2 separate regions of the Mus musculus genome follow, and region 2 is linked to region 1. The links are chromatin loops, found by intact Hi-C in ENCODE. Cell type or tissue: left cerebral cortex. All regions are shown on one strand. Each heading gives the region's core, and the rest is flanking DNA. Links, peaks and the distances in the headings are about the cores only. Region 1 overlaps Eif2ak4 (eukaryotic translation initiation factor 2 alpha kinase 4). Region 2 holds the start of Gpr176 (G protein-coupled receptor 176).

The links. Peaks named below come from ENCODE experiments on the same cell type or tissue, not always from the same donor. Only the 100,000 strongest peaks of a DNase experiment are listed, where the experiment ranks them.
Region 2: a loop joins it to region 1, with 2.1 times the contacts of the local background. A loop is called at or near these places in 2 of 42 quality-filtered maps.

What each region holds. Positions count from the first base shown.
Region 1 is chr2:118,438,035-118,454,048 of GRCm38, forward strand. Eif2ak4 (eukaryotic translation initiation factor 2 alpha kinase 4) reads left to right here. Exons shown (of 39, transcript NM_013719.3): 16 at 932-1,036; 17 at 3,128-3,185; 18 at 3,981-4,060; 19 at 5,091-5,192; 20 at 8,226-8,279; 21 at 10,242-10,478; 22 at 12,276-12,351; 23 at 13,378-13,499. Among named protein-coding and RNA genes, the nearest start is that of Srp14, 34 kb to the right of the region's middle. In left cerebral cortex, for the core only: no CTCF peak of the experiment used is centred there; DNase peaks (open chromatin) are centred at 4,875, 8,179 and 10,376.
Region 2 is chr2:118,366,262-118,382,275 of GRCm38, forward strand. It overlaps Gpr176 (G protein-coupled receptor 176), which reads right to left and starts at 7,158. Exons shown (of 3, transcript NM_201367.3): 1 at 6,758-7,158. The coding sequence starts at 6,926. In left cerebral cortex, for the core only: a CTCF peak has its summit at 7,694; DNase peaks (open chromatin) are centred at 6,787, 7,163, 7,284, 7,821 and 2 more places; H3K4me3 peaks cover 2,027 bases; H3K27ac peaks cover 2,074 bases.

The DNA.
Region 1 (16,014 bases), core at 4,116-12,115:
CTCAGTAACTTAGCTCAGCTGTGTGTAGGAATGGCATTTTAAGGCTAGAAGTTGGCTGTTCAAGGTGAAGGCTCTCAGGCCTGGCTCCGAGGTCAGACAGTGCTCATGTCTTAAACATGTAATTATCTAATGTTGGGGCTTTTTCTCCTCTGCCTCAATTTTTTGGAACTTCAAAATGTTTATACTGTGCCTTGTTAATATTGAGAAGCCATGGAATCTACATGGCATAATTTGCAAGGTGGAAAATAAAAGGGAATTCTAGTGGGCATCATTGGGCCTCTCTCTGTGCATCACCTACATACACAGAGGCACAAACATGCAGCAAACCTGTGCTTGAGAGGGACGCTTGTTCTCAGAGCCAGAGGAGTATATACCATATGGTATATGCCTTTGTACCATACAAAAGACCAGAGAAGCGTTTTTATTACATTTAGCATCTTCTGCATAGAACAGTAAGCATGCTGAGCCCTTCCGAGGAGGAGAAAGCAGGATTCCTGTGATGTCATCATTGAGCTCCTGAGAGCTGGTGGCATAGACCTGAACTGTTAGAACAGTGTGCCAGGCTCATGAAAGAGGCAAAACAGGGAGATGTCGGTGCAGCTGGAATGAGAGGACAAGTCCAGGAGTGTGGCAGGCAGAAGTAGTGCAAAGGAAAACGGCAGAGGAAGGAGAGTAGGGCCTGAGCAGAGCACAGGGAAAGCCAGCAGGAGTCTCTGGGGAGCCAGGGAGCAGAGCCTGGGGGTTGCCCCTGCTCAGGACCACCAGCAGAGAGGTCAGAGGTCACAGGACGGACATTCCAGAGACCAGGAAGTCCATGGGAGAAGACTCATCCAGTGGTCATCACAACCCTCTTCCTTTAAAGTCGGGAAACAGAGTGCTGAGTTCTGTGTGGGAAGAAGCAGTGGATGGACTCTTCATTGTCTTCCAACAGGGAATGATTCATCGCGACTTGAAGCCTGTCAATATTTTTTTGGATTCTGATGACCATGTGAAAATAGGTGACTTTGGCCTGGCAACAGACCATCTGGCCTTCACTGTGAGTTGTTTGTTTGTTTGTTTGTTTGTTTGTTTTATTTTAAATTAGGCTATGCCTGTAAATGACTTGGGTACCTTAATAACCCTGGAAACACAGAGATGGGATAATGATCTCCTGTTCTCCTTCCATGTCTTCCTCTACTGTGAGGCAAGCCTGAAGGGACAGTCTGCAAGTGTGTCTTAGGTTCTGAATCTTAGGGATGTAAAGTTATTGGTTTATGAACAATGTTTAGGTAAAAGGCATATGATGCTTTATGAAATAATTTGGCAGTTGGGTCTCCTTACTGGGCATTTGACAAGCTCTTGCATCTGAGGAACTTTCCACTGGCTTGCAAAAGTAAGTCTCAGTCCTGGACAAACACTGGCTCTGACACTACTGATTAGTTTAGCATACAGAGCTAATTAATGTGAGGGGTAAGAAACAGTGAGATGAGAGTAAGGAGAGGAGGAGATGTGTGGCCATGTGGAACAGGAAACATTGTAGACCCAGTGCTGTAGCACTGGTGAAGTATTTAATCAGTTAAACCCAGGTGTTCAAGACCAACCTGGGCCACATAATGAGACCCCCATCACCCAAAGGAAAATAAAGACTGCATACAACAGTGGCACTCCAGATGGACCCTAGAAGGTCAGTGGGAGTGTAGCAGGCCAAAATCCAGGGCAGGGCACAGTAAAACCAGGACAAGAATCACCAGCATGAGCTAACAGCCAAGGTGAGCAGACTCGGCTATGTGAACATCCCATGTTCTGACTGGCTGAAACTGTGAAGTGTAGAAAAGCTGATGTATAAAGAGGAAGTCTTTGGAAATTGGGCAGCTTTGAGGGCCAGGGCCCTATTTAATTATCATAAGCTAGCTTTTAGGTCCCATGATCTGTAGTAAGTGTAGCTCATTCCAAGACTGGTCAGAAAAAGAAAATGGAATTTAGATGGTGACAAGATGGACCGCCAGGGCTAATTTCGCAGATGAAGTTAGGAGCGGAGAGTGAGGAGGTAGAAAAAAGCTGGAAGTGAAAGTAGGTGCCTGTCCTCCCAGGACTCAGAAGGCAGAGGCAGGAGGACCACAACAAGTTCAAGACCAGCTTAGGTTGCATAGCAAGTTCTAGGCCAGTCAGAGCTGCAGAGTGAGACCCTGACACCCACCACAGCAAAGAAATAGAAGAGGAGCAATAAGGACTGGGTCCTGAGCAGAGCAGATAAAGTGTATTGAGAAGTGCTGAAACCAAGCCCGGATGACATGGTGAGATGTTGTCCCCAACTAAAGAGCTCAGTGAGGTGTTGGGAGTAGAGGAGAGGCTCTACAGTCTCAGCAAGCTGCACACAGCCTTATCCCTGCCCTTTGCCCAGGCCTTGTCAGAACTCATGCGTCGGCTATAAAATGTGTGCATTTGGGACCTGCAGCAAAGGAGAACAAAAGGCAAGCGACAGCACCCGGAACATGTCCTCCTGCAAGACCACATCTCCTAGGCCTCCCCCAAATAGTCAGCAACTAGAGACCAAGTATTCAAATGCCCAAGACTTATGAAGGATATCCCATTCAAACCTCTAGACTTGGTTTAGGGTGTGACCATTAGAGCTGTGTGAAAGAGGGCAAAGCAGTCCAGTGTGTGCTTCAGCAAGGGACAATGGGGCCAAGTTAGTGACCAACCTTTAGGGAAAAAAATAGCAAAACTGACATGGAAGAGGCTGTAGTACTAGGAAAGGTAGAGCAATGTTTGTCACTGTTTTTAATTCTCTTGTGCTTCCTGATAAACAGCCTCTATTCCTGGAGTTTGTGGGATGAACATAAGTTGGTTTCTCTAAGAGTCTGGGTATTTCAGTCCTGAAGAGAGCTGTCCACTGAATTCATTCTCCTCTTGCTTTCTCTGGGTTTCCGTTGAGCCCTGCATGAATGGGTTAACTAAATATAAAAAATAAGTAAATGTGTTAAGTCAAAAAACCAGGTAATAATTATTCTGTGGTCCCTGTTAGCTTTTCAGTCTTCACTTAGAAACAGGTGAGCCATTGCCATGAACTGCTGGAAGGCTTTAATCCATCCTCGCTTGTGTTTAATCTGTATGCACTTGTGATTAATCCATCTTCACTGTGTTCTAGGCTGAAGGTAAACAGGACGACCAGGCAGGTGACGGAGTGATTAAGTCAGACCCTTCAGGTAAGCCTTTATTTCATCCATGTGTTTAAAAGGAGACCATAAAACTTCTCAACCTGAAATCTGCCTTTTACTTATAAAGACTTTATTCTGAAGCAAATTGAAATTATCCTTTAAATAGTCTTTATGGAAGTTTAAGGTTTTTTTCCTTTCGCTATGTTAATTATTCTTAAGAAGCATAAGCTCTGTCATTAGTAGAACAACGGTGATGATGGTCCCCTGGGGGCCCAAAGTGTTGGTGCTGTAAGGTTACCTCAAACCCAGCCTTCCTGGGGCTTTATCCAGTCCTAGCCTTCCTGTGTAAGCAGAGGCCTGTATGTGAGGCCGTGTGGACAGTCTAGGGTGTACAAAATCATCCGTACAGTGTTCACTTTCCTCCTGGGGGTAGGGGGATGGCAGATAACAGATCCAGCCCAGCCTCACTTTTATAAAGAAGCTCTTTTGTTCTGGGCCAGCGAGACAGCTCAGCAAGTAAAGTTGCTTGCCACTGAGCCTGATGACCTGAGGTCAGCCTCTTGAGCCCACAGAGTGGAAGGAGACAATGAACTCCCACAAGTTGTCCTCTGACTCCCACATACATGCCACAGCGTCCACACATCCACACAAATAAATAAATATAACTAGGAGTTAGGAGGAAGCCCTTTGGTTTTAAGTTTACTCTATCTGGAGCTAGGGGTGTAGCTCACTGCCCCTCACCGGCATGCACAAGGCCCTGGGTTCAGTACTGAGCACTGTGAAACAGCAACACCAGGAATAACTTAGTCCCTGGCTGAAATGCTTCCCTCCTTTCCTCCATAGGCCATTTGACTGGCATGGTTGGTACTGCTCTGTATGTAAGCCCTGAGGTCCAAGGAAGCACCAAGTCTGCATACAACCAGGTACAGTGTGTGTGTGTGTGTGTGTGTGTGTGTGTGTGTGTGTGTGTGGTGGGGTCTCAGAGTAAGTGACAAGTGTGACCATCAGGACTGTACCATGTAGGGTTTAGTGACCAGCTGAAGTAGGAACAGTCATTCTAGGCAGAGCATGCAGCAGTGCCCCAGGGCAGCAACGGAAGCTGGCATCGTTGCTGCAGAAGTTGGCAGTTCCTCTATCCATTAGGACTATGGGAGCTAGCCTCTATGCTGTTCCCCTCCCCCGTCAGGTACATAGGGAACAAGGCAGCCACCGGAGTAACAGCTGTGTACAGGAGGTCAGAGAGCTGACCCAGTGATGGCGAAACCCATGTTGAGCAGGAAGCAATGGAAGAGAAATGCCCTAAATTAGGATGAGGCCTGTGAAGAATGGAACTGAGTAGCAAGGCAGTAGTGGGGCCTGGCAGGCATTCAGAATTGCTTTCTTCTGCTCTGGGCATTCAACTCTAAGGGCCTTGCACATTCTAGGCGGTACTCCACCATCAAGCTACGTCCTGAAACTCATACAAGGATGCCATTTAGAATAAATAATGGACAAAGATAAGTGAGGGCTAGGGATGTGGCTCAGTCGGTAGAGCACTTGCCTGGAAAGTGACAGGCTTGGTCCTATCAGTAGCACTGACAAGCATGGATAGAGCCTGCCAAAGAGGGGAAAGGCTGAAACAGTGGAATAGCAAGCATCAAAAAAGGGTCGTGGTAAGGTGAATGCATTCTGTACAATAAGTTTAAACAGCGCAAGAGACTAGATCTCAAATGTTATTACCAGAGAGAGGGAGAGGAGGTGGGAGGGATGGCAGCTGTGCTAGCAGATAGACATGTTAGCTTCACTGTGATCGTCATTTCTCAGTGAAAATTTTGGATGATTTGCTTTTAAAATTATAGGTCTAAAAACTTGTTTCAGAACAGATCTTCGTATTTCTCAACTAAACCCCCAAGCTCCTGGAAATGCCATTTTGATATCAGAACTCTCTAAAGGCAATTTCTGTTTTCCCCACAGAAAGTGGATCTCTTCAGCCTGGGAATTATCTTCTTTGAGATGTCTTATCACCCGATGGTGACTGCCTCAGAAAGAATTTTCGTTCTCAACCAACTTCGAGATGTGGGTGTCAGATATATTTGATGAATACATTTCCAGTATCCTCAGTGTCGTATGGAGATCAGAACTCAAGGACTTTTTCCTGATATTTATAAAATAGAAGAGGCTATCAATTGTTGATTTAAAAAACAAAACGGTCTTAGCCAGTAGCCCAGGCTAGCCTGAAACATGAGATTCCCCTCTCTTATCCTTCTGAATGCTGGGATTGCAGTGCACGGCCCCAAGCCTGGCTGCCTCCTCTAATTTCAATGACTCATTGTCCAATTCATGATAAGCTGATCATGCTGTCGTTTTCAGTAAAATGTCTTTGGGACAAGGAGTGTCACCTCATTTAAGTTGCCAGCATAGTGGTTTTAGTAACTAAATTTGTCAGCCTATGTTGTCCTGTGCTCTAGTAAGAGAAATCACACCCCTGTCAACATGCCCAGTGATGAGGAACAGTTTGGTTTATTTGAGGCGAGCCAGCCTAGGCTACATGACATTCCAGACCTTATCTTCTCACCCCCTCCAAACATAAAGGTTTATATTGGATGGATCTGGTTTTGTAAAGCAAATCTGAATGACCAGAAGTTAAAGTGGATCTGAAGTCTGGAGCCAGGTCTCTGTGGTAGAGACTTTGCTAACCCTGGCACACACACATGTGGCTCTCAGCAGTCACTTGAGCTGTTTTTCCCAGTGAAATTCCCACTCATGTTTTTGAGATAAACCCTTCCTCAGTTGCTGTTTGTGCTCATAGGGGTGAGTGTTACAGGGAGCCCGGACAAGGGTGCCCATGACAATGGGGCATTAAGAAAGTAGAAAGTAAAGTCTGGGCAATTTGGACTGTTACTCATGAAACAGGTCTGGAGAGCCTTTCTCATCCTTAGGGAGCAAAGGCAAGCCTAAGTATTTGTTAAGTTAAATCACATAGAACAAGCCAGGCATGGAGGGGCATGCCTACAGTCCCAGCATGTAAGAGAGACAGAGCATGAGTTCAAGGCTAGTCTGGACTACACATGAGCAAGACCCTGTCCACATGGCACTAATAGACCACAGCAGACAAGTGAGTTAGTGAACACACTGAGGTTGCTCCTGAGTCAGCAGTGTACACACTGAGGATGTTCCTATGAGTCAGCAGTGAACACACTGAGGTTTCTCCTGAGTCAGCAGTGCACACACTGAGGATGTTCCTATGAGTCAGCAGTGAACACACTGAGTATATTCCTGAGTCAGCAGTGCACACACTGAGGATGTTCCTATGAGTCAGCAGTGAACACACTGAGTATATTCCTGAGTCAGCAGTGCACACACTGAGTATATTCCTGAGTCAGCAGTGCACACACTGAGGATGTTCCTATGAGTCAGCAGTGCACACACTGAGGATGTTCCTATGAGTCAGCAGTGAACACACTGAGGTTTCTCCTGAGTCAGCAGTGAACACACTGAGGATGTTCCTATGAGTCAGCAGTGAACACACTGAGGTTTCTCCTGAGTCAGCAGTGCACACACTGAGGATGTTCCTATGAGTCAGCAGTGCACACACTGAGGATGTTCCTATGAGTCAGCAGTGCACACACTGAGTATATTCCTGAGTCAGCAGTGCACACACTGAGGATGTTCCTATGAGTTAGCAGTGCACACACTGAGGATGTTCCTATGAGTCAGCAGTGCACACACTGAAGATGTTCCTGAGTCAGCAGTGCACACACTGAGGATGTTCCTGAGTCAGCAGTGCACACACTGAGGATGTTCCTATGAGTCAGCAGTGCACACACTGAGGATGTTCCTATGAGTCAGCAGTGCACACACTGAGGATGTTCCTATGAGTCAGCAGTGCACACACTGAAGATGTTCCTGAGTCAGCAGTGCACACACTGAGGATGTTCCTGAGTCAGCAGTGCACACACTGAGGATGTTCCTATGAGTCAGCAGTGCACACACTGAGGATGTTCCTATGAGTCAGCAGTGCACACACTGAAGATGTTCCTGAGTCAGCAGTGCACACACTGAGGATGTTCCTGAGTCAGCAGTGCACACACTGAGGATGTTCCTATGAGTCAGCAGTGCACACACTGAGGATGTTCCTATGAGTCAGCAGTGCACACACTGAGAATGTTCCTATGAGTCAGCAGTGCACACACTGAAGATGTTCCTGAGTCAGCAGTGCACACACTGAGGATGTTCCTATGAGTCAGCAGTGCACACACTGAGGATGTTCCTATGAGTCAGCAGTGCACACACTGAAGATGTTCCTGAGTCAGCAGTGCACACACTGAGGATGCTCTGTGGACACTTTGGGGAGCAATCTGTATTTTGGAAAGCAGTGTGTGGGTAGCAGTTGCTAAGGCATAGATGGACCGAGGGTGTTTCTGCATGCACCTTAGCTGGGATGGACCTAGATGTCCTTGAGGAAGCCCCTTTCTGTAATCTGAAATTGCTTTTTCAATTCAGGAATATGTAAACTATCGGTTACTCTTGTAGCTGAGGTCCTGCTCATCAGAAAAGCAGGGACTCAGAGGAATTGGAAGTGGGATTTGGAGTTGGTGCTAACTGAATTTGCCCGTTGCTTTTGGCTTGTTTGTTTCTAAGTCAGGCCTTATGCAGCAGCAGCTGGCCTCTGACTTGGCTGTGTCTGAAGCCACCTGTGACCCACCCACCTCCGCCTCTACCTCCCACCTCCTCTTAGGTTGATGATTTCCTGGAATCTTGCCTTTCTTCACCATGTGTTTCACTAAACTGCTTTGTGTTTCTGTGCAACCCTTACACTTAATTTATTCCTTATGCTGACTTTTATTGACAATTACAGTCATGGCAAAAATCTCTTATTTAAATTATCTTTTATTTAAACTTAAAGGAGGTGATTTGCATAACGGAGGCCATCATTTGGGTAACGTCCACATTAATAGACTGTGTACTGAAGAGTGAGCACAGGGCGTGGAGAAGGTGTCATGTTAGCAAATTTTAATTTGCTCTTTGGTTATCTTACTGTGCTGAATAAAAGCTTTGCCTCTGGCAGCCTGCCAAGCGCTTGCTGATTTGAATATAATACTCTTTTAGCCCACATCGCCCAAGTTTCCAGACGACTTCGATGATGGAGAACATACAAAGCAGGTAATTTGCTGAGGCTTTAATTGCTGGTCTGCAGCCTTGGGTTTTAATTACTGTTTCTCTTGGTTTTCAATTAGAAATCTTCTGCCACTCGTTCTCTTGTGTTCACGGAACACCGTGGGGAAAATAGCAAAAGATGGAGGAGCTCTTAAGATGTTACTAGGCTTGAAATGCACTATAAAAAGGCCAGGGTCTGAAAGCAAATTAACCCACTCCAGAGCTCTTTGTGTATTCAATTGTGCCTTCAAGTGTTACTTGGACCGCTGGCTTAGCTGGGAAGAAATGCTTTTACAGCAAATTGCTTTAGATAAAACTTAGGACATACAGGCAAAAAATTATAATCTCTGTTTTATGGGTGAAGTAACTCAGGTTGTACAGAAAGGACTACACTTTCCAAGTGGTCTGCTGTTAGAAGGTCTTGGGATTATTTGGTTTTATAGCACGGGGGAATCAAACCTAGGTCCTCCACATGCTAGGCAAGTATTCCACCACTGAGCAGTAGCTGTTACAGTATTTCAAGCATGGACATTTCTCACGTACACCATAGCTATCGGGGACAGGGGGGCAGGGAGATGGTTCATCCTACGCTAACACTAGCACCCAAATAACATGAGAGACCCTAAGTGAGCTGTGTACCATTCTCTGGTATTCCTTTCTTCTTTCTGATAGTTGTTTGCTGTGGTGAAACCTTCACTCGTTAATACTCAGGTCATAGGGAAATTTCTTCCTTACACTGACTGTTATTGACAGTGATAGTCAGGGCAAAAGTATCTTCTTTAAACTATCAGCATTGAGAACAGGAACATAAACAGAGCATGTCAACATTTGCAACTTCTTATTGGCTGCATGTCTGCATGGCCATTCCACTGCACATCTATAAGAGTTAGGGACTGTTAGTGTCTTTTTATTTCTGTTTGAGTAAGTCTCTATACTTCTATGGTGTTTAGTATGACACTGTTAAAGGCTAACAGGGCTCATTTGGCCACCTCTATTTAATTAGTAAAGAAGTATTAGAAAACAGGCTGTTACCTGTTCTATTTATCTTGTTAGCTGCTATCTTCCATTTGAATTAGTCATTCGCTGAATTTTTGAGTGTCATAACTATAAATACTCACTTCATAGATAGGGTCTCTCTACATACCCCTAGTTGTCCCAGAACTCACTATGTAGACCAGGCTGGCCTTGAACTCATAGAGACCCACCTCTGTTTCCACCACACCCACCAGAAGGGTATTTTAAAGATACATTAGAGATATCTTATGAAATCCATCTAAAAATTGAAAATTTCTGTTCTCAAATATTCTGCCAATTTTTTTATAAATTCTTTTTCTAAGCTACAGAGTTAAGAATCATGAAGGAACAGGTGTGATGGCACGTATCTTTAATCCCAGCATTCAGGAGACAGAGGTAGATGGATCTCTTTGAGTTCAAAGCATGGTCTATATATTTATTTACTGAGTAGACTGTTTAAAAAGAAAAAGGTTTAGGGTACCTTTTAAAGGCTTGTGCTGCTTCAGAGGGCTCTCCACTATGGAGGCATAACAAACAGTGTAAAGCAAGAGGATTCCAGGGAATAGACTCAGTAAAGAAAAGGAGGGAGAGCGAGGACCAGTGTGCTGTGCGGTAGAGGTGCTGCTGTGTGCTTATGTAAGTACTAACATTAGGCATGGGCTCTATGGTAATGTCTAGATATCTCCTTTTTATACAGTCCTTTGTAGTCATAAGACTAAGCTCAGCTTTCGTGTGCTTTGTTAAGGATATGTTTGATCGTTGGTGACAAAGGGACCTTTCCCTTTCAAGAATGCTCCAGTTACATTCATGCCCAAGTCACAGGGTCATGGGTCACTAAATGGCATAATCAGAGATCTCGGAAGTGCCAGCTAAGCATAAAAAGTGCCCTGAATGACCGCCTATCTGAGTTTCATCTGCTGTCTCCTTACCAACTATGTGCCTGTCACGTTGCAGAAATCTGTCATCTCCTGGCTGTTGAACCATGATCCAGCTAAACGGCCCACGGCCATGGAACTGCTCAAGAGTGAGCTGCTCCCCCCGCCGCAGATGGAGGAGTCCGAGCTGCATGAAGTGCTGCACCACACGCTGGCCAACATAGATGGGAAGGCCTACCGCACCATGATGAGTCAGATCTTCTGCCAGCACATCTCCCCCGCTATAGACTACACCTACGACAGTGACATCCTGAAGGTGGCTGAGTCACACATAGCGGGCACTTCTCTTTACTCTTTGATAGTTTTTATGTATGTCTATGATACATTCTGATCAAACTCATCCCTCTGCCCTTTCTTATCTTCCTCCCACTCCTAATACCCTTTCTCCTACTAAATGCTTATCTAACCTCCATGTCTTACATTTTTATAGGTTTTTTAAAATAACATTTTATGTAAGGGGGTGGGACATGCACATGTCATGGTACACGTATTGCGGTCAAAGGACAACTTGTAGGAATTATTAGTTCTTTCTTCCCACCATGTGTGCCTCAGGGATTGAACCCAAGCTGCCAGGCTAGGCAGCGAGTGCCTTTACCTGCTAAGCCATCCCATGTTCGTATCTCTTTATTTTGTTCGGGTTTTACCTTGTGATATTCCGGGTCTAACCAGCTATCCCTGCGCTGTAAGTTCTTGGCTTAAATCCCCCAAAGCCCCAAAAGCACAAAGCATGCACAAAGCATGCACAAAGCATGCACAAAGCATGACTGCTTAGTTCAGGGAAGAGCCATGCTAGTAATCACTTATTGATTTTGACCCTTCCCACTCCATGCCCTTCCAAGAGACTGAGAGACAGAGCCCATTTCAGATTTCCAACCTGGGACACCCAAGGGGTCAGCTCTGTATGTGGAAACAATGGCTCCCAGCACCGGCCAAGGCCCAGGAAGCCCAGATGCAGGGTGCCCTGGCTCCTCAGATGCAGGATGCCCTGGCTCCCCAGATGCAGGGTGCCCTGGCTCCCCAGATGCAGGATGCCCTGGCTCCCCAGATGCAGGATGCCCTGGCTCCTCAGATGCAGGGTGCCCTGGCTCCTCAGCAGCTCTGCGGCCTCAGCTGGGAAGCATCTTGAGTCTCTAAAAGCTTCCAGATGGTTTCTGAAGAGTTGTCAAGGTGCCAGTCTTGGTAACCTTTATTATTTCATTTCTAAAAGTTAAAACAAAACCAAAAACACAGAAGCACCTGAAATAATTTAGAGAAATGTTTTGTTTTTCTTTTCTTTTATTGGATATTTTATTTGTTTACATTTCAAATGTTATCCCCTTTCCCGGTTTCCCCTCTGGAAACCCCCTATCCCATCTCCTCTCCCCCTGCTTCTATGAAGGTGCTCCACCTACCCACCCACCCACTCCTGCCTCCCTGCCCTGGCATTCCCCTACACTGGGGCATTGAGCCTTCACAGGACAAGGGCCTTCCGCCTCCCATTGATGCCTGACAATATATGCGGCTGGAGCCATGGGTCGCTCCATGTGTACTCCTTGGTTGGTAGTTAAAGAGTTGAGTGAGTAGGTAACCAAGGCTGGCCATCCATGCTGTCTACTTCTATATAGTTAAGCTGTGGTATAATCTTAGAAGATGGAATTTAGAGAAACTGTAGATTTTAAGTGTATATGATCATGCACACCTGTGGCCTTGCAAAGACTGAAGAGGATTGTGGCCAGGCTAGCCTGGGCAATACAATGAGACCCTGTCTCAGAAATAAGAGCAGAGTTTGACTGTCTAATAAGAATCAGATCTGTTTGTAAGACTACAGGTAACTTTATTTTGTCTTTTTGCTTATTTTTTATTTCTAAAATTACTATAATAAAATGGAATGAAAAGGAAACACCTTAAGCAAATATCCATGTCTCTCTAAATGTGTTCAAAGAGACAGTTGCTCAAGACCTCTGCTGAGATCCTGACCCTGGGCAGGGCAGCACCCAGCACAACTGCAGACGAGCATTTTAGAGGAACTCTTGAGTTAGGCTTTGCTGATGACATTTAATCGGTCTCATTGTAGGGCAACTTCTTGATTCGTACAGCCAAGATCCAGCAGCTTGTATGTGAAACCATCGTCCGCGTCTTTAAAAGGCATGGTATGTCCTTCTCTGAAAAGCACTCCTCTGGCAGTTTTCTAAAAGTCATTAGAAAGTAGAGTGCTTGCACACAAGCACAGCAACCTGAGCTCAGTCCTTAGCACCCACTGAAAACCCCGCCATGCCAGCACACATCTGTAAGCCCAGAACTGGGACAGGGCCACAGAGACAGGAAGATCCCCAAGCTCGGTGGCGACAGCCAACTCAGGAAGCTCAGGCTCAGTGAGAGCAACTGAGACACCTGGCATCAACCTGTAGCACAAGTGCATGCATACGTGAGCAAGCCCATGCACATGTGCACATACCAACACAAAATTATACCACGTGGGTATACACACACAGAAGAAAGAAAGAAAGAAAGAAAGAGAGAGAGAGAGAGAGAGAGAGAGAGAGAGAGAGAGAGAGAGAGAGAGAGGGAGAGAGAGAGAGAGAAGAAAGAAAAGAAGAAAGAAAGAAAGAAAGAAAGAAAGAAAGAAAGAAAGAAAGAAAGAAAGAAAAGAAAGAAAGAAAGAAAGAAAGAAAGAAAGAAAGAAAGAAAGAAAGAAAGAAAGAAAGAAAGAAAGAAAAGAAAGAAAGAAAGAAAGAAAGAAAGGAAGGCCAGGTATGCTGTACAAGCCTGTAATTTCAGCACTCAGGAGGCTAAGGCAAGGGGTTTGAAGCCAGCTGAGGCAATATAGTGAGACCAGTCTCAATGAAAGAAAAAAATTGCTATTGGTGGATTTTGGTATGACTATATATTAAAATCCATTGATAAGCAGTTGGCCCAGCTTGTTGAGGAGAAACTGTTTGATTATCCCAACCTTGCTACTAAATACGGTTGACTCATGGAGTCCAAAGTCTGACTAAATCAACAGACTTAGCCCAGGTCAGCTTTCCATGTATCTATCCATCTGGAACATTATTAGCCAATATTGGGAGCCAATGTTGGCTCTCAGTGCCCCAGCGGCAGCTCACTCACCTGTGTGCTTGTGTGCGTTTTGGGTTAAGAACCTGAGGCTCAGCGGCTCTCTCTGTATTTTGGTATAGGCGCTGTCCAGCTGTGCACCCCACTGCTGCTTCCCCGAAACAGGCAAATATATGAGCACAACGAAGCGGCTTTGTTCATGGATCACAGCGGCATGCTGGTGATGCTTCCGTTCGACCTGCGGGTGAGCTGGGATGCTGCTCCGTTAAAGACTCGCCCCTCCCAGACACCCCCACTTCAGCCTTATCCTGGGGAGCCACATGTAGGAAATACCTAATCAGAGTAAAGGCAGTATTAGAGTTCAGCAAGTGTCTGACCCCATATTGCAGTGCTGAGGTCCACAGAGCACCCTACAGCAAGTCAACCTCAACTCAGACAGAGGAATGTCGTTCACTCGCCAGCTAGCTCTTCAGTAAAACCCCAAATGTCGCTGTCTAGAGAAAGCAATGTTAAAACAGCTAATGGCTATGCTGAGTTTTGTCCATGTTCTCTTTCTTGTGATCCCCAAAGCTTTCTTAGCCAGCAACAACTTTAGTCTTTCACAGCCTTAACTGCTAGCAAGCCCACCCACCATTTTCCTCTAGACCTGAGGAAAACGTGCAGTGAGTATGAGAGTCGGGGTTCTGTCCCTAATGCACAGAAGGCACTTGCAACCAAACTCGAGGAGAGAGCATGTACTTAGCATGTGCAGTGCCCTGGGTGCAATCCTCAGCACCAAAACATCTTTAAAGGTACAAATGGAGGCATAAAGGAAGCATACGGCCAGGCGGTACATAGACAGGAAATGAGTAACTGTTTGAGGTTATGGCAAGATATATGTGCTGTGCATACATGTTTAACTTTACTTGGAAGGTACAAAAATGTTTATATTATTCAGAGATGACCAGGGCTGTTGAGACTACTAATGGCTAACTTTTTAGAAAAGTAATAAAAGAATGAAATGAATGAAAATTTACAAATTTATTTTTTTAAAAAAATGTCTCTATGTGTATCTATGTAAGTGTGTGCTACATGTGTGCACATGCCTACCGAAGCAGAGGAGGGCATTAGATCCCTGGAGCTGGAACTGTCAGCATTGTGGATCATCCCTCATGAGTGCTAAGAACAGAACTCAGGCCCTCGGAAAAGCAAGAAGCCTCTTAACCACTAAGCCTTGAAATTTTTCAAAATTTGATTCTCATTCCATAGTCCATGAAATGACAGTTCCACCTTTAGGGTTTTTTTTTTTTTAAGTAATACAGTATATGAATCTTAAAAGGATGTTTATGTAATTGTATCAAAAAATGAAACCCATCATGTTTATCTATAGGAGAATGAGTAACTATATGTCATGATATTAAGGAATATTAAGAAGCTATTAAAAATGTAGCTGGGCATAGTGGCCTACACCTGTAATCTCAACAGTTGGAAGTTCAAGCAGGAGAATCACAAGCTTGAGGCAAGGCCACATTATGTACTGAGACCCATTTTAGACAAATAGGGGAGCTGGGGAGATGACTCAGTAGTTAAGAGCACTTAATGCTCTTGCTGAGAACCTTGATTCAGTTCCTAGAATCCACACAGAGTAGTTCACAACTGCCTATAACTCCAGTTCTGGGGTATCTGACACCCTTTTCTGACTTCCGTGGACTTGCACTCTGGGACACACACATACATGTAAAGTAAATTTATCAAAAGACTACAGCTAAACTTGTCTGTATATCAAATATTCATATATGTAAGGGTGAATACTCACACCTATTAGTATATCTTATCTGTAAACATGTCCATAATATATTGATAGCTTAAGAAAAATAAGTTCTGAAGGAACTCTAAAATCCCACTTTTTTTGTAAAGAAAGGTTTCTAGAACTGAGAGAAACTTGGGCGTGAATGAGTTGCTGTATGTGTTGCACGCACTTGGTATATGTGATCAATGAACTCACTCTTACTCATGGGTGAGCCACCATGCACATCAGCCTGTCTTGGCATCTCCAAAAAGTAGGGTGTCAGGGAGTATCTCAAAGTCCTAGGAGGAAGAATACAATCAAGGCATTTGCCTTTTTGCTTTTCTTTTCTTTTTACTTTTTATGGCTTGTTGCAAAACAACTTTTGCTTTTAAGATGTAAGAGAATTTTTTTCCAAATAATTATGTGCATGTGTGAGAGAAATGTGGGGGGAGAGGAAGCAAGGGAGAGAGAGGAAGGGAGAGGGGAGGAGGGAGGGGCACTACTCATGGGTGAGGGGTGCTCGGAGTGGAGCGCAGGACCTCATTTATAGGAAAGCAAGGATTCTGCTGGTGAGCACCACTCCCAGCCTCTGCTGGTGAGCACCACTCCCAGCCTTCCTTCTGTATTTTTGGCTTCTGTTTTTCTTTTAAATAAGCAAAGTAGCTTGGAATTATTGCTTGACAGAGGTGAATAAACAGCCTATCACCATTGGGCTGTTGGGAAAAGAGTAGCAGTCCGGAGGACACGTAGCTGCACTGATTACTAGAGGGTACTAGGGGCGGGGCGTTAAACATGAGCTCCCTTTCCATAACAGAATTCCTTGGGCCGGAGAGATGGCTCAGCAGCTGGGAGCACTGACTGCTCCTCTAGAGGACCCAAGTTCAATTCCCAGCGCCTACGTGGCAGCTCACAGCTGTCTGTAATGATAGTTCTAGGGGATATGCATATGCATGCAGACAAAAATAACCATACATAAAATAAATAATTTCCT
Region 2 (16,014 bases), core at 3,326-11,325, 73 kb before region 1:
CATACAGGCAATCAGGTGCTCACATATACACACACATAAATAGAAATAAAGTTTAATATAACACAATAAAAAATAGCATTATCTTCTTGTTCCTCTCTTGCTCTTCCCTACTCCCTTCCCCGCTCTCTCCACGTGCTCATGGCTGGCCTCTACTCCTCTATTTTCTCTTCTCTTCTCTTCTCTTCTCTTCTCTTCTCTTCTCTTCTCTTCTCTTCTCTTCTCTTCTCCTCTCCTCTCCTCTCCTCTCCTCTTCTCTCTCTCTCTCTCTCTCTCTCTCTCTCTCTCTCTCTCTCTCCCTCTACTACCCTCTTGACTCCCCTCTCCATGACCTGAATAAACTCTATCCTATACTAAAATAAACAAACAAACAAACAAACAAATAAATAGCATTATCAAGGGATCTCTACTTTTAAAAAGAGCTCACTAAATGTCCTAGTCAGGGTTTCTATTGCTGTGAGGGAACACCATGACCAAAATCAACTTGGGAGGAAAGGATTTATTTGGCTTACATTTCCATATCACTGTTCATCATTGAAGGAAGTCAGGACAGGAACTCAAACAGGGCAGGAACCTGGAGGCAGGAACTGATGCAGAGGCCATGGAGGAGTGCTGCTTACTGGCTTGCTCAGTCTGCTTTCTTACAGAACCAGGACCACCAGCTGAGAGATGGCAGCACCCACATTTGACTGGGATCTCCCCCCTCAATCACTATTTTAAAAAATGTTTTACAGGCTTGCCTACACTCAGATCTCATGGAGGCATTTTCTCTATCAAGGTTCCTTCTTCTCAGATCACTACAGTCTGTGTCAAGTTTACATAAAGCCAGCACAGTAGGGAAGTGTTTTCCATAGTTCAGCCACTCGGGCACTCAAAGGGCACTGCAACCATGGTCCAAGAGGCCCAGGCTACTGCTCAAACTGGCAGCTGAAACTGGCATCTCATATATGTTGCTGGTTTTGCAAGGATGCATAACACAAGAGTTACAGGGTCATGCAGGCTTCCACCAAAATTCAAGAGAAAAGCCAGTGAAGTCAGATTAGATTCCTTGCAGGAACTCCTGAGAGGACTATGCATAAAGCTGTGAGGGTAAAGCCTAAGTTAGAATAAAGACTCCAGGATGTTGAGGATGCCAAGAACATGGGGCATTTGCCAAGGCAAGTTGCGTACACCAACGCTAGGTCACGGCTACAGAGATACAAGAGGAACTAATGCAGATGTAGAATTACAGTTTAATTTAAATGTCAAACATGATCAAGTATTGGAAATACAAAGGGGATAGAGAGATGGCTCAGTGGTACCCACATGGCAGCTGACAACTGTCTGTAACCCTCCTCTGGCTTCCACAGGCACCAGGCTCACACATGGTGCACATATGTGCAAGCAAATGCACCTACAAACAAAATTTTAGAATCATACATGTAATATTAAAATTAAATGAATATATACATCTATAAACAATGTGTATATGGGTATAGTCATCTTTACTTTTTTTCAGGCTAGCTTCCCTACTATTGTGTTTTCTTTCTCACTTCCACTGCCAATTTTCCAAACTCTCACAGAACAGTTTTACTCTAATCAAATCTCACCATGCCATTTTGCAAGCAATTTAAATTTGGTTTAAAGACGTCTGGCATCAAGTACAGCAATCACCCCAATTTTTGTTTTTAATGTGCTTCATTTGTTCTTCAACTTCTGACTTTGGCAACAAGAAAATGAAGCACAGACAACACACAGAGTCGGGGGAATATCTGCAAATTACCTAAGAGCTTGGTGTCCTGACGGCTTACTCACAATTCAACAAAAAAGACAAAGGATCTGAATAGATGCGACTAAAATGAAGATACCCAAATGGGTAATGAGCACATGAAAAGATGCTCAATCTCATTAGCCATTAGAGAAATCTACACTGAAGTCACAATGAGATATCACTTCATAGCCACTAAAATGTTCATGCATGTACACATGCATACACACGTATATGCACATGCACACACGAGCATAAAAATGGAGGGAGGAAGATGGACTTCTATCATATGAAAATCAAACATGAGGCATTTGGACTCAAAATATTGGGTTTATCTATCCAAGCTAATTACTGACCCTGCCATGTCCTGATTTTGATATATATTATTCTCCCTCTCCCTCCATCTGTATGTGTGTGTGTGTGTGTGTGTGTGTGTGTGTGTGTGTGTGTGTGTGTGTGTGTGTGTGTGTGTGTGTGTGTGTTGAGACAGGATCTTGTGCAGCTCAGCCTAGCCTTGAACTCACTATGTAGTTAAGCCTTGAATTCTGATCTTCCTGCTTCCACCTCCCAAATCCCAAATCCTGGGATTACAGGTGTGCAACACCACACCTGACTAGGATACCTTGGTTTTTTTTTTTTTTACGCAGTCTATACAGGCTTCTAAACATGCCAAAACAGAAACGGCATATAGATGTAAGGCAGCTGGTATTATGTTACTATTGTCTATAATTATGGTTAACCAAAAATTATTCTATATAATTATAAATTATGAGTACAAGCTAGCGTAATACATCACCTGTCAAATGTTTAACTAGGAAACTCTAAGAATCATCTAGCTCATATCAAAGCCACAAATATATGTTTCTACCAAGTATCATGACCATCCCTTGTATGCAATGTGATTTTGCTGGAAGACTATAAAAAACAAGCAAGAGGCAAAACGGTGTTTATCATCTATCTGTTGAACAGATTCAACAAGCTCATTCTCTCTCTCCCTTCCTTCCCTCACCCTATCGCCAGTTGTTCCAATCAAACCAATGGTCTCTTGCATGCTAGGCAAGCACGCTACCTAACTGAGCTGCATGTACCTTCTGCCTATTTTTCCTTTAAGATGACTACTTTAGGGCTATGGAGATGGCTCAGTGGATAGGAGTGTTTACTCTGAAAACATGAGGACCTCAGTTCAGATCCCAGAGCACATGTAAAGGGCCAAGCTGTAATCCTAGTGGTGTGAGGGAAGGAGAGCGGAGACAGGGAGAGAGCTGGGGCTTCCTGGCCAGCAGCCTAGCTCAGGGTCAGTGAGAGAGATCCTGTTTTGAAAGAATAAGACGAAGGGTGATAAAGAATTACTTTGTGGTCATCATTTTCACCATGATTCACTATACACCAATAGTGTTAGTGCATAGTGGCCTGCACAGGCTGCCATTAAAAAAGAAACAAATAAAACGCATAGATTGGGTGGCTTGAACAACGTTTATTTCTAACAATTCTGGAAGCTAGAAAGTCCCAGATCAGATGCAGTATTGGGCAGGTTCTGAGGAAGACCTTCCTGATTTATGGACTACTGCCTTCCTGCTACATCTTCACGAGATAGAGACAGAGTCTGTGAGCCCTAAACCTGACCTCATCTAAACTTTCTCCAAAAGACCTACTTCTTTCAGACCATCACACAGGGGTTCTATCTGTAACATGGGAATGCAGGAGGGTGCGGGTATCCGGCAAATATTCAGTGCACAGCAGTTGGCAAAGGAGGCCAACTTACAAAAGGAGAACCATTTATACATAATGGCTTGCCGGGAGGAAGGAAAACTGACGTCTATATTTTAAAACACTTTTAGGTAAATTCTAGTGTAGAATACTTACATGCTGGCTATTGTTTGCAGTGGTGACTTTAATGGGAAATTCATTTTTTAGAAATATCTCCCATGTCTCCAAGGATAACAGGCACGGTGACAAGCGATCTGGGTAGGCGTAGCTTAGTGGTCATACCTTAGTCAGTCATACCTTTCTAAGGCAAAGCAACAAAGAGAAATATACCTCTGCGGGTATTTTCATTGGGAATCCAAGGAGACCGAGAAAAGAAAGATCAGTCCTGTAGGGTTCAGGTTTTTATTTGTTTGTTTGTTTTTTGTCTTTGAAGATGGGGTTTCTCTGTGTGGCCTTAGCTGTCCTGGAACTCCCTCTGTAGACCAAGTTGGTCTGGAATGCAGAGATCTGCCTGCCTCTGCCTCCCAAGCACTAGGATGAAGGGCGCGGCATGTGCCACCATGCCCTCCAAGTTTTATCTTATTGGAATTGGCAACTCCAAATCTTTCTGAGTCTTTCCTTTCTAACTGTTGACTCTAGAGGTGGTGTGAGGCACCTACTAGAGGACCTAGATTATGTGGCTCTTCCAGGATTCCCATTTAACTGAAGGCATCCCAAGATGTTGTATCACGATGGCTGAGAAACTCTCATTTACCCAGATCCCCAAAGGGCACATTATTTGAGCAATGCTTGAGTCGTTTTCAGCACAGTAAATAATATTGCTATGACAGAAATATTACAGTTATCCCAAGTTACTGCGACATTTTCCCGTTAACGTGCTTAATGTTTTACAGGATAGCAGTGCAAGGAAAGTATTCCGGAGTACTAATGCGTCTCAGGAAGCCTAGGAAGGGGAAACCTGTTTGGAGGATGTGTAAAGAGCGTTTGTATTTGTTTAGAGAGAAAAAGTAAAGAACAACTCACTTGCCTGTGTTTGAGATGAGAAGCAGGTACACTAAGTCATGGCTAATCTATCAGGAGACAGCACTCCGTTCTCCAAAGACTTTACCTTCCTCCTCCTGCTAATCCATGGCTGCCCTGTATTTGTGGACTTTGGAGCTTCATTCCTAAGTTTGCACGCCTTGCATGTAACTGGACATAGCTTTGGACTGTAAGTACTGAGCCTCAACTGGCATTTCCAGGAAAATCTCATGTACATAGATTTGTTTGAATTGATCGAAATCTAGAACAATGAATCAAGATCACCCACAAAGAGTGAACTCACAGGACAATGTTACAATGTTTTCAAGGAAACATGAAATGCTATCTATATTTGTATTTTCTGGAAATAGAATAGAGCAAATAGATTTCTCAGTAGGTCTAGTCAGGAATAACCAAAGATCAATGGGAAATTAGTCCTTTTTTTTTTTTTTTTAGACCTATCCGTGAAGGCAGTTTTGCATGTCACTCACAAGTGCTGTGTGGAAAAGAACTGAAAATAAGAGTCCATTTACCTAAAAGTTCCTGAATCCAATTCAAGGAAAGACAGGAAAGAGAAAAATACAGAGAGACAGCTGAAAAAGCATTTCTATACCCACTGTTCACTATGTCTTTTGTAGACATGATATCTATCTTCTATTCCAATAATACCTTTTGAATTCAATCCATGAAAAAAATTTCAACACCAAAGTTACCATGGGGAAAAAGCTATGTGTGTGTGTGTATGTATGTGTGTGTGAGTATATACATACATACATATATATGCATATATATATATATATATATATATGAGGTGTATATTTGAAAAACCCAAAGTCATTTTTTCTGACTTTCCCATTAATATACCTTTTAAGAGAAGCAATATTGGAATTTAACTCTTTGCATAGTACTTTTGCATAGTAAATGTTTAGTTAGTGATTGTTAAATGAATCTCAGAAATATTTGGAACATAGGGTTTTACTGTGTAAATGTGCATTTAGCGGTCCACTTGAAAACACACATCTAGACAATGTCACATGGACAGCTGAAAATGCTCCATGATAGAACGTGGAAGCTAGCTATTACAACAGAAAGGGCTAGAAGGATGACAACTTGAGAAAGTATGAAGGGAAATTCCACACGTTATTTTTTTTCCAAATATAGTCTTTTAATATCTCAGATGTCTTGGTTTCCATGGAAATTCTCAAGTGTCTAGGAAATATAATTTATTCTGACTTTGAAACTTTGACTTCTCTTCTCCACAACATCCACACATAAATTGTAATCTTTTCACATTCTTAAAAATGTCACAACAGAGAATTTAAGCCTGTTTGCTAGTATCCATTGTGCTTGCCAAACCTCAATGGAAAGCAGTCTGATTGTACTGTTTATTGTTTAAAGAGTTGCCCTAAAAAGCAAGAGCCATTTAAGAGTAGGGGGGAGGAAAGATGAGTCTCACCCTAACCCACACACATTTTACTAGCCATTGCACAAGAAATTACAAGAACAGTAATTCTTTCATCCTTTTTATGTCCTGCAGCTCTTTTTGAAAACGGATCCAGTGCCCTGTAACAGAGTAGCGCAGTTCATTTTGGTCAATTTATTTTCTTTAATCCCCTCTGAACAAGGGAGGAAATCTATAATCTTCTGTGAGTGGTTTGAGACATTTGTTGTTGGTTTTTTTTTTTTTTTCTTATCTCTGTTATGCACTTAAAATACAGGTGGAGGAGTCCAGTGGGTTTCGTTTTACTCAAAGATTGTAAAATTATCTGAAGACAATGTAAAGTTTAACTTCACACGCTCTTAAAAAAAAAAAAAAAAAAAGTCCCCGTTACTAGAAACAAACCAAAACTGACATGTAAAATAGAGCTCTCTCAAAAATAATTATCTTATATCGGAAATAGTAGCGCAAAAACACATTTTTGACTGAGTTAACATTCCTTCATCAGTCACAAATTCCCCGGGAATCGTTGCTCCTATTTGTAAACAAGAGCTAGAGGCAGCGATGCTCCCGGGCACCAGAAGGTAAGCGGTGATGCGCGGAGTCTGAAGCTTTGGACAAGGGCTGTCTGGACAGGTCTTTCGCCAGAACCCTGTACCTGTACCATCCTGCCAAGAGAAGCCCTGTCCCAACTCTTCTGCTTCCAGCCTCCAGGCTGGAGGTGACCGTCCTTGCTTAACTTAAACCTCCTTCAACTCCCCGCACATGGCCAGGCACCCCGCACCCCACGGCAGCTCTTGTGTCCTCGGGAAAGTCCGGCCCGCTGGTGGCCCCGCGGGTTGGCTTACCCAGTAGCGAGCCAATGAAGATGACGACCTGCACGGTGGTGGTGAACTGGCGGTACAGCTGAGCCTCGCTCAGCTCCCCGAACGCGCTGAGGTTGGCGCCAGCCTCGGCGCCCGACGTGTTGCGCGGGTGGCTGGTGTTCGGTGACACCCAGCTGCTGTTGTGCCCCATAGCGAAGCCCGGGGTTTGCGCTCGTCCGCCTGGCCTCTGAGCCCAGCGCACAGCCGCTCCTGCCCCGGGCGTGGAGGGACCGACGCTCGGGAGCCAGGCAGCGTCCTGCAGAGCCGGCCAGCCGGCTAGCCCCTCACGTCTGCTCATCGCCTAGCCAGCCATCCGCGAGGAGGGGTGGGAGGGAGGTGCGGCCGCGCCCCATGCCTGCTCCCCCCTGGGCCCGTCAGCAACCACATGGAGGCGGCACGGTCACAGAGCATCGCTGGGCCCTCCTCCCGAGGGGGGGGGAGGGGGCGGGCAGCGCGGCCAAGCCCACCCAGCACACACATCGGTGGCTGCGGAGGACCCCGCGCACGCTCTGATCCTCTCTCCCTAGTGGGATGGGAGCATTTGGCTGAAGCTATATTTCAATGCCGCTAGTAGCTTCGAAGCTGGGGCGGTGCGAATCCCCATGAAATGCCCCAGCCTAGTGATCATAGCTGGGAAGGTGGGGGCTAAACCAAGGGCAGCCAAGGCTGGGCAACAGGCCCTGAGTGTCCACAGCTTGGCCCCCGCACACTCGGCTGAACGCCAGGACTCTGGGACGCTCAGCTGGGGTCTAATCCCCAGGGCTGCCTGAACCCCTGGAGCCGGCTCTGCACCCCCCGCCACTTTGCCTTTACAAGCCGCCCCCACCCTTGGCCTCAGCCCCACCACTCCAGGTCGGATCTTGGCTTGGACAGATTGTCGTGACCTAGCAGGGACCAGGTAGGATGCCCCTAGCGGGGCAGAGCCGCCGCCCGCTCTGCAGCCGGGCTCCCAGCGCGTGCCTGGGGCAGTCGGGGCCGCGCGGCAGGCAGGCGAGGTCACGTGACGCACGACCCACCCCCTCACGCTGCTGGTGAGGGACGTAGCGCCATTTTGCCCCAGTGGAGCGTGACTTCGTCGCGGGGCGCGTGGGAGGCGCGCAGTTTCAGTATCTAGCTGCTGAAGGATGCACTGCGTTTGCTGCTGTGGTTACTGCCCCAGCGTCCTTAGAGGTACAGCCTGCAGGCTCTATATCATTTGCCACTGCCATCTGGGCAGGGAGCCCAGCCTCCCGGGCCCTCCGTCAAGTCAAAGCCTTGTCCATCTTCGAAAGGTGGACTAAAGGAACCCACTGATGGTTTCCCAGGCCCTTTCATTGGGCCTCACCTCCACACGGGGCACTGCTAATGAATTCAGCGATGAAGACTTGGAGGGGGTTTCCTGCAGGCTGATGTAAATTGGGAAGTTGGGATAAGCAGGCATACAAGAAGAAATAATAAGGCAGGAGGAGTGAAATGGAAACAAGGAACTAAGAGAAGGATCAAGGGAAGAAAAATATAGAAATGAGCCAGGCATGGTGGTGCATACCTCTAATCCCAGAGTTTTGGAGGGAGAGGCAAGAGAATTGGGAATTTGCTACAAAATAAATTGGCAGGCTTGAATATGTGAGACCTTTCACGGCAAAAAAAAAAAAAAAAAAAAAAAAAAAAGTGGAGGTCACCTTGATCCCCAAATTTGAGACACACATTCTTTATGAAAATACAGAACCAGGGACAAGGTAACATCGGTCTTACGGTCGCGTCTTAGGTGGATTTTCCACTGACTACAATGATGAGTCAGGGGTAAGGTTCTATATGACATGAGGTGAGACATCATTTAAATGTTATACTTTCTGGTTAATATACAGCAAATTCACAAAATTCAGCGGCTTGAACAACCTATGTCGCCAGCGTCTGGCATCTGGAGGCTATTCGTCGCTGGCAGGAGATACTGGCCGTAACTTAGAAGTCAGACGCAATTGTGCTCCGAATAATCTACATATGGCCTTACTACGTAGCTGCTTAGCGTCCTCATAGGCAATGCTGTTCCTCAAGTGAGGACTCGCAGAAACTACACTGACATTTATAAGTCATTTTAGAATCTACATGGTACCATGTCCTCTGCACTAGATTTGTTGAAGCAGTCACAAAACCATACTACATTTAAGCAGGCAAACCTCAAGGGTGTCGATCACTAGTAAGACGAACATGTAGAATATGGAGCCTGATATTGCAGTCATTAAATAAAAATATGTCAAAAGAGCTTCCTATTGAAAAAAATTTAATTTGGATATTTTTTTCTAGAATTGGTTATGACCGGGTCAAAACCCATTGTGGTTGTTCTGATTTGCTTAGGCTACTGAAACAAAATGCCCTAGACCAAGCAGCTTATAAACAACAAAGTTTTGTTTCTGGTAGCTCCAGACTGGGAGGTCCAAAAGAGCACTAACGCTTGTATACATGAGAGCTTATTTCCTTTTATCTCTTCATTTATGTTCAGAAGAATTCTTGGATTTTAGTATTCTTAGACATTCATTTAAAAGCAGGAAGGATCCTGGGTAGGAGGAAAAACAGATGGAATGGGATCTAGGATTCTTGCAAAGACCAAACTGATGGTTAAGTAAGATGGATGCTGTGGGCTGTGGTTTTCTTTCCTTCCTTCTGACCCCTGTCTTACATCACACCTCCATGTGCTCTTCTGTGGCTTTTACTGAAGGAAGAGAGAAGGCTGGAGAGACAAGTATTTTGTCCTCAGTCCTGTGGTAGGTGACTTCCCATCTTGAGTAGGCTGTTCTGTATTTGTATGTGGCTAGTCCTGTGCCTATAGCCCTGTACCTATATAGTCCTGTGCTTATAGTCGGTGGTTTACTCTGCAGACATTACTCATGTTAACAGCTTCCCATTCTCTTCTTCTAGACACACAGAAAGCAATCTTTCTCAACTGCCCTTTCAAGTAAGCAAGGCCACATGACTATTATGACTAATGAAGTCTGAACAGAAATGATGAGGTGCTTGTAGGCTGAGACAGTGAAATGCTACTTCTGATTACCCAGTCCCTCTTCTGCCCTGCCACAGTGGTTGGGAAGGGAGTCTTGTTCTGAATGGAACTGCCTAAACACAGAGCAGCCTCTGAGTCACCACATGGGAGGACTCATGTCCTGGAGACACAGCCACCCACAATAAATTTTGTGTGAGCAAGAAATAAACATTGTTGTACTAAGCTACAAATATCTTTACAGTTATTCCTTCTTACAGCACAACCCAGCCTGTGCTGGCAGACACTCATGGAAATAGGCCTGCATATTTAAGGGAATATACTTTATTTATGTGCACAGCAGGTATTAAGTCTGATACTTTTTTTTTTAAATCTCTGTGTATATTGGTAGTGGCAATAGAAAATTCTTGGTCCTCAGGAAATGAGAGTGGTAATGGATAACTGAGCCCCTGGGAACCTTTGAATTAAACTGCTGGGCTTTTCATGTCCAACCTGTGTCAGTCTCTGATAAACTTACTTCATTTAAATGGCTTTTTGAGAGTATTTAAACTTAATATGGGTGCTAAGCCATTTCTCTTCTGGAAACCTGGACTGGCTTTTGACCCAGGCAGACATACAAACCTTCTCAAGATCACAGAGTCCATCTAGCCGGAGGGGCAGTGGGGGCAAAGAAGGCAGAGCATGAAGAGTGGTCCCTCAAACCTGTGTGCAAATGCCTGTGCCATTTCCAGCCCTCTTGACCTCTGTGAACTTGGTGCCCTCCTCTATCAAATAGACATAGGAGGAGCCATTTGGGGAGGCTTTTTGAGGAGATTGCAATACTGAATTAGTAAAAACCTCAAGGTCAGATATGTTAAACTTCACTATTAGATCAAGTCCTATTTGTTGATGATTATAGAAAGCAAATACCACAGAGGGGGAAACATCCCCCTTCCAACATGTTAAAGCTTCTCTGTGTAGGCTCTGTAAAATATCACTTACCGGACTCTGTATTTCCCCCCAAAAATGAAAGAATCACTTACTTTTCTTGCTTCTTTTTAATTGAGGGAAGATGTTCACAAAAAGTCTTTGGTAGTAGCCCAGGCTGACATTGAACTGACTTTAGAGCCAAGGACAAACTTGAATTCCTGATATTCCTGCCTCCTGAGTGCTGGAATGACAGACGTGAGACACCATACCAGGCAAGTTATTTTCAATTAGCAAAGGACACAGTAGCTTTTTGTTAAAAAAAAAAATTGCTTAAGATTTAGATGTACCATTTACAAAACACCCATAGAAGGAGTTACAGAGACAAAATTTGGAGCTGTGACGAAAGGATGGACCATCTAGTGATTGCCATATGCAGGGATCCATCCCATAATCAGCTTCCAAATGCTGACACCATTGCATACACTAGCAAGATTTTGCTGAAAGGACCCAGATATAGCTCTCTCTTGTGAGACTATGCCGGGGCCTGGCAAACACAGAAGTGGATGCTCACAGTCAGCTATTGGATGGATCACAGGGCCCCCAATGGAGGAGCTAGAGAAATTACCCAAGGAGCTAAAGGGAACTGCAACCCTATAGGTGGAACAACAATATGAACTAACCAGTACCTGGGAGCTCTTGTCTTTAGCTGCATATGTATCAAAAGATGGCCTAGTCGGCCATCACTGCAAAGAGAGGCCCATTGGACTTGCAAACTTTATATGCCCCAGTACAGGGGAACGCCAGGGCCAAAATGGGGGAGTGGGTGGGTAGGGGAGTGGGGGGTGGGTGGGTATGGGGGACCTTTGGGATAGCATTGAAAATGTAAACGAGGAAAATACCTAATTAAAAAAAAAGATTTAGATGTCCATAATTATAAATATTCTACTGTTCTAGAACTGTGGCGCACATCTTTAACCTCACCACTGAGGAGGTAGAGACAGGTGGAACACTAAGTTCAAAGCCAGCTTGGTCTAAATAGCAAGTTCCAGGCAATATAATGAAAACCCTGTCTCATAAAAGATAGTAATATTAATGTAGACCTTCACGTATTCTAAACAATCCCAGTATATCAGTTGGAGAATGGTTCCCCATGGATATGAATCTACAAATGTGTTTTAGTAGACTTTGCACCTAAAGACTTGCTATTAAAGTTCTCGAGGATATTAGGAAAATACGAAGTTCCTTCCTTCACAGGGAAGCCTCAGTAGTCACATACACACCAACATCTCACACACTCACACACACACTCACACACACACACTCACACACACATGCACACGCAAACATTCACATACAGATATGTACTGATCATAAAGCAACCCCTCTTCCCAGTACACAAAACAAATGCCTTGCACATCTTAAGCAAGCACTCTATCACTATGTCACATCCCCAGCCCAGGCCAGGTTCTAGTAGTAAATTAAAAATCTCCATGAATACTGTCATCCTCCAGTAGTCTTGGGAAGCCACATAGTTGTGGGATATTTTTTTGAGACTTAACCTTTTTGGAGCGCCTCTGTTACTGTAAAATTAGGGATCTAGCACATTCTTTCCTGTGTTTCTGTTCATGATAAATATATCCTTTGAAGATAAGTTTGATTTTTTTTTGTCAGAGTTGAAAGTTATCTAGAACCAATTTTGGTGAATTAAGTGATCAATACAGTAATATCTCTCCTTCAGTAAAAGATGAGCCATGGCTATGACTCAGAACCTAATTTGGAAGACACAGCATAGCTTTGGGATAAAAGGATATACTTAATTTATTCCAAAAGTTAAAAGGCAAGACTCACAGGTGCAGTGCAATGTTAGGACAAAAATCTCTTACATTCTAAGAGACTGGAACTTTTACTGGACCTCACAGCCAGAGTAATCACTATGCCCTGAGGTTACTTAAGACTGCTATCCTGCTGTGCACTCAGCCTATTTAACCTGCCTTTAGAATAGTGTAACAACTAACATTTTTTGCCTTGGGTTTGCCGTGTAATCAACATTTACACCTAAGCTAATGCATTGTGCAATCTTACATACTCTTCCACTACCCTGACCAGACTAATGCACCTGTGTTCTAATACTCACCTGCAGAAAGCAGCAAAAATGGATGTTGAAAGCGATCTTCTAAAAATGAATATCCACCATAAATGTTGAATCCAACACAGGGCTATTACTTGCTGAACAGTGATGTTACTTGGGTGCTGTGGAGTCTGTAACTTACTCCCTTGTAAGACTCCATTAAGATTTCAATAAAGTATCACTCCTTCCCTGGGATGCTTTCTGTGCTGTTCAATAGAGGCAAGGCAAGCTCTTTACAGGTGACAGACACAGGGACACGGACGGACAGATTCACAGGACACCTTTGGGACTGTATATGCAGAGACTGGAACAGCAGGAACAGCCTTGAGTCTCCTTGTCTGGCTGCCAGGACACAGAGAGCCTTTACCTACCAAAAGTGAAAAGGGGGAATAATTCAAAACAGGTGTCCAGAAAATTAATGGCAAAACTCTATAATTAACAAAAACAAAAAGCCGTTATCTTAGAGAAAATTTACACTAAGCCTTGTCATCACTAAACTTATGAATGTAATCACAGAAGAAAAGAAAAATCTTAAAAGTAGACGAAGAGACACACAACATTTCTTATAGAAGAAAAAAATCATTTGAATGACATCAAGTTTCTCACTGAAACCATTGTAGGTCAGAAAGAAAGCAGCAGAGACACGTGTGCAAGGTCTGCTCAGCAGAATCAGGGAAATGCAAGTGAATCCTGTAATGATACATCCCACACAGTTAAAATGGTTGTCACCAAAAGACAAAATTCTGGAGGGTATGACAAGAAAGAACTCTTACACACTATCAGTGGGAATATAAATTAGTACAACCATCATGAGAAACAGTATGGCAATTAAAAAAATACAATTGGAAACAGAACTACTATAAAAATCATGTAATCCTGCTCCTGGGCATGATTCCAAAGGAAATGAAGGAAGCCACTCTTTCAGGGCACCATGGTTACTGCTGCTCTGGTTCACAATAGACAAAAGGGAGCCACCCAAGCATCCATTAATGGATGAATAGATATAACATGGAATAACCATATAATGGAATCTTATTCCACCGTAAAAGTAATGAAATTCTGTCATTCCCAGCAGTATGAATGAGCCTGGAGGACATTGAGCTAAGAAACAGGAGTGAGAAAGCTAAAGATGTTCATCTCACTAAAGTAGAGTAGACTCGTGGTAACTGAAGTCAGGAAAATGAAAGGAGAGGAGAGGAGAGGAGAGGAGAGGAGAGGAGAGGAGAGGAGAGGAGAGGAGAGGAGAGGAGAGGAAAGAGAACAGTTGTGGTGGCTAGAATAAAAATAGCCTCCATGGGCTCATATGTTTGAATGCTTGGTCTCCAGTTGATAGAATGATTTGGGAAGGTTTAGGAGGTGTGGCCTTGTTGGAGGAGGTGTGTCACTAAGGGTTGACTTTGTGATTTCAAAAGTCCATTCCATTCCCAGTTCAGTTAGCTCATTTGCCCTCTCTCTCTCTCTCTCTCTCTCTCTCTCTCTCGATGTAAGCTCTCACCCACTGCTCTAGGGCAATGTCAGGCTGCATGCCGCCATGCTCCCAGCCATGATGATCATGGACTCTTAACCATCTGGAACCACAAATCCTCAAATGCTTCCTTTCATACATGGCCTTGGTCATGGTGTTTTATATGGCAATAGAAGAGAAACATAGACAACAGTTAAGTAGCATAGAAGCTGGGAGTTGTCTAGCTGGGTGGGAATGGTAGTGTACTTATGATCTCAACACTTGAGATACAAAGAGAGAATTCCCAGAGCCAGCTGGCTAGCCAGACAAGCCAAAATGGCAAGCTCTGGGCTCAGCAAGGGACCCTTTCTCAATAAGGTGGAGAGTAATCAAGAAAGACAGCCAACCTCAGGCTTCTGCATACACGTGAAGATGCATACACATACACATAAATAACACACAACTTTTAATGTTCTACAGCCTAATAGGTTAACTCAGGTAGGCAAAAATTGTATATTTCCAAAATATCTAGAAAAGAGAATGTATTAGGGTTCTCTAGAGTCACTGAACTTATGGAAGGTCTCTATATATTAAGGGAATTTATTGTAATGACTTACAGTCTGTAGTCCAACTAACCCAACAATGAGCAGCTATGAATGGGAAGTCCAAGACAATAGTAGCTGCTCCGTCCCATGAAGCTGGTTGTTTCGGTTAGTCTCTGGTATAAGCTGGAATCCTGAAGAAATAGTTTCCAACAGATGTAAGTACAAGCAGTCAAAGAAGACTGAATCTTCCTTCTTCCAGTGTCTTTATGTAGGCCTCCAGCAGAAGGTATGACCCAGATTAAAGGTGTGTATCACCACACCTGGATCTAAAACTTGCTTTGTCCATACTGACCTTGAACTCAGAGATCTGCTTGCCTCAGTCTCCTGGGATTAAAGGCATGTACTACCATACCTGAGCCTAAGCTTTTTATGGCCACTATGCCTCAAGATCTCCATGCCATGATCCAGGTCAGAAACTTGTGTCTTCCAGCCTCAAGATTTGGATCACAGGTGAGCCCTCCAATTCTGGACTGTAGGTCATTCCAGATATAGTCAAGTTGACAACCAGGAACAGCCACATCACAGAGGACCTTGAGTATTCCTCACACAAAGAAATGTACAGCGTTTGAGATGGTGGACATCTCGATCTGGTCCTCACACACTGCGTACGCGTACAGCAGTGTCACTGTGCTGCACCCCCTAAATATGACAACTATCTTATGCCACATAAACATCTTTAAAACGCCTTGTTTCATTATTGCTGAAAGAACAGAATGATTGACTGAGTTATCCATCCAGTGACAATATCCTTCAGAAATGAAGAATTTTGTACCACAAAGGAAAGAAGGAAGAAGGAAGGACAGAAGGAAGAGAGGGTTTAAAGAATAAGAGAATCTCCAAGTATGCTGAGAGGCTTGGGGACTTCAGACAGACAAAACCACTCCTAACAAGCCTTGAAATGTATGTTTATAGATTCTAAACCTGTTGGGTTGACCCTTGACTGAACATACAGAAACCCAAAGCAACATGTTGTTTAGATTTTTGGATTAATAAGCCACTGCAAATAGAGGAATTTCTTTTACCAGCATGTTAGGATATAGCACATATATGACACATTACACTTTGATGGTTAGTGCAGCGTTTTAACTTTATTTCCTTTTGCTTTGCCTTGCTGGGGATAGAACCTAAGGCCTTGTACTTGCCAAGCAGGTGCTCTGCTAAGCTGTAACCCTAGTCCTGATA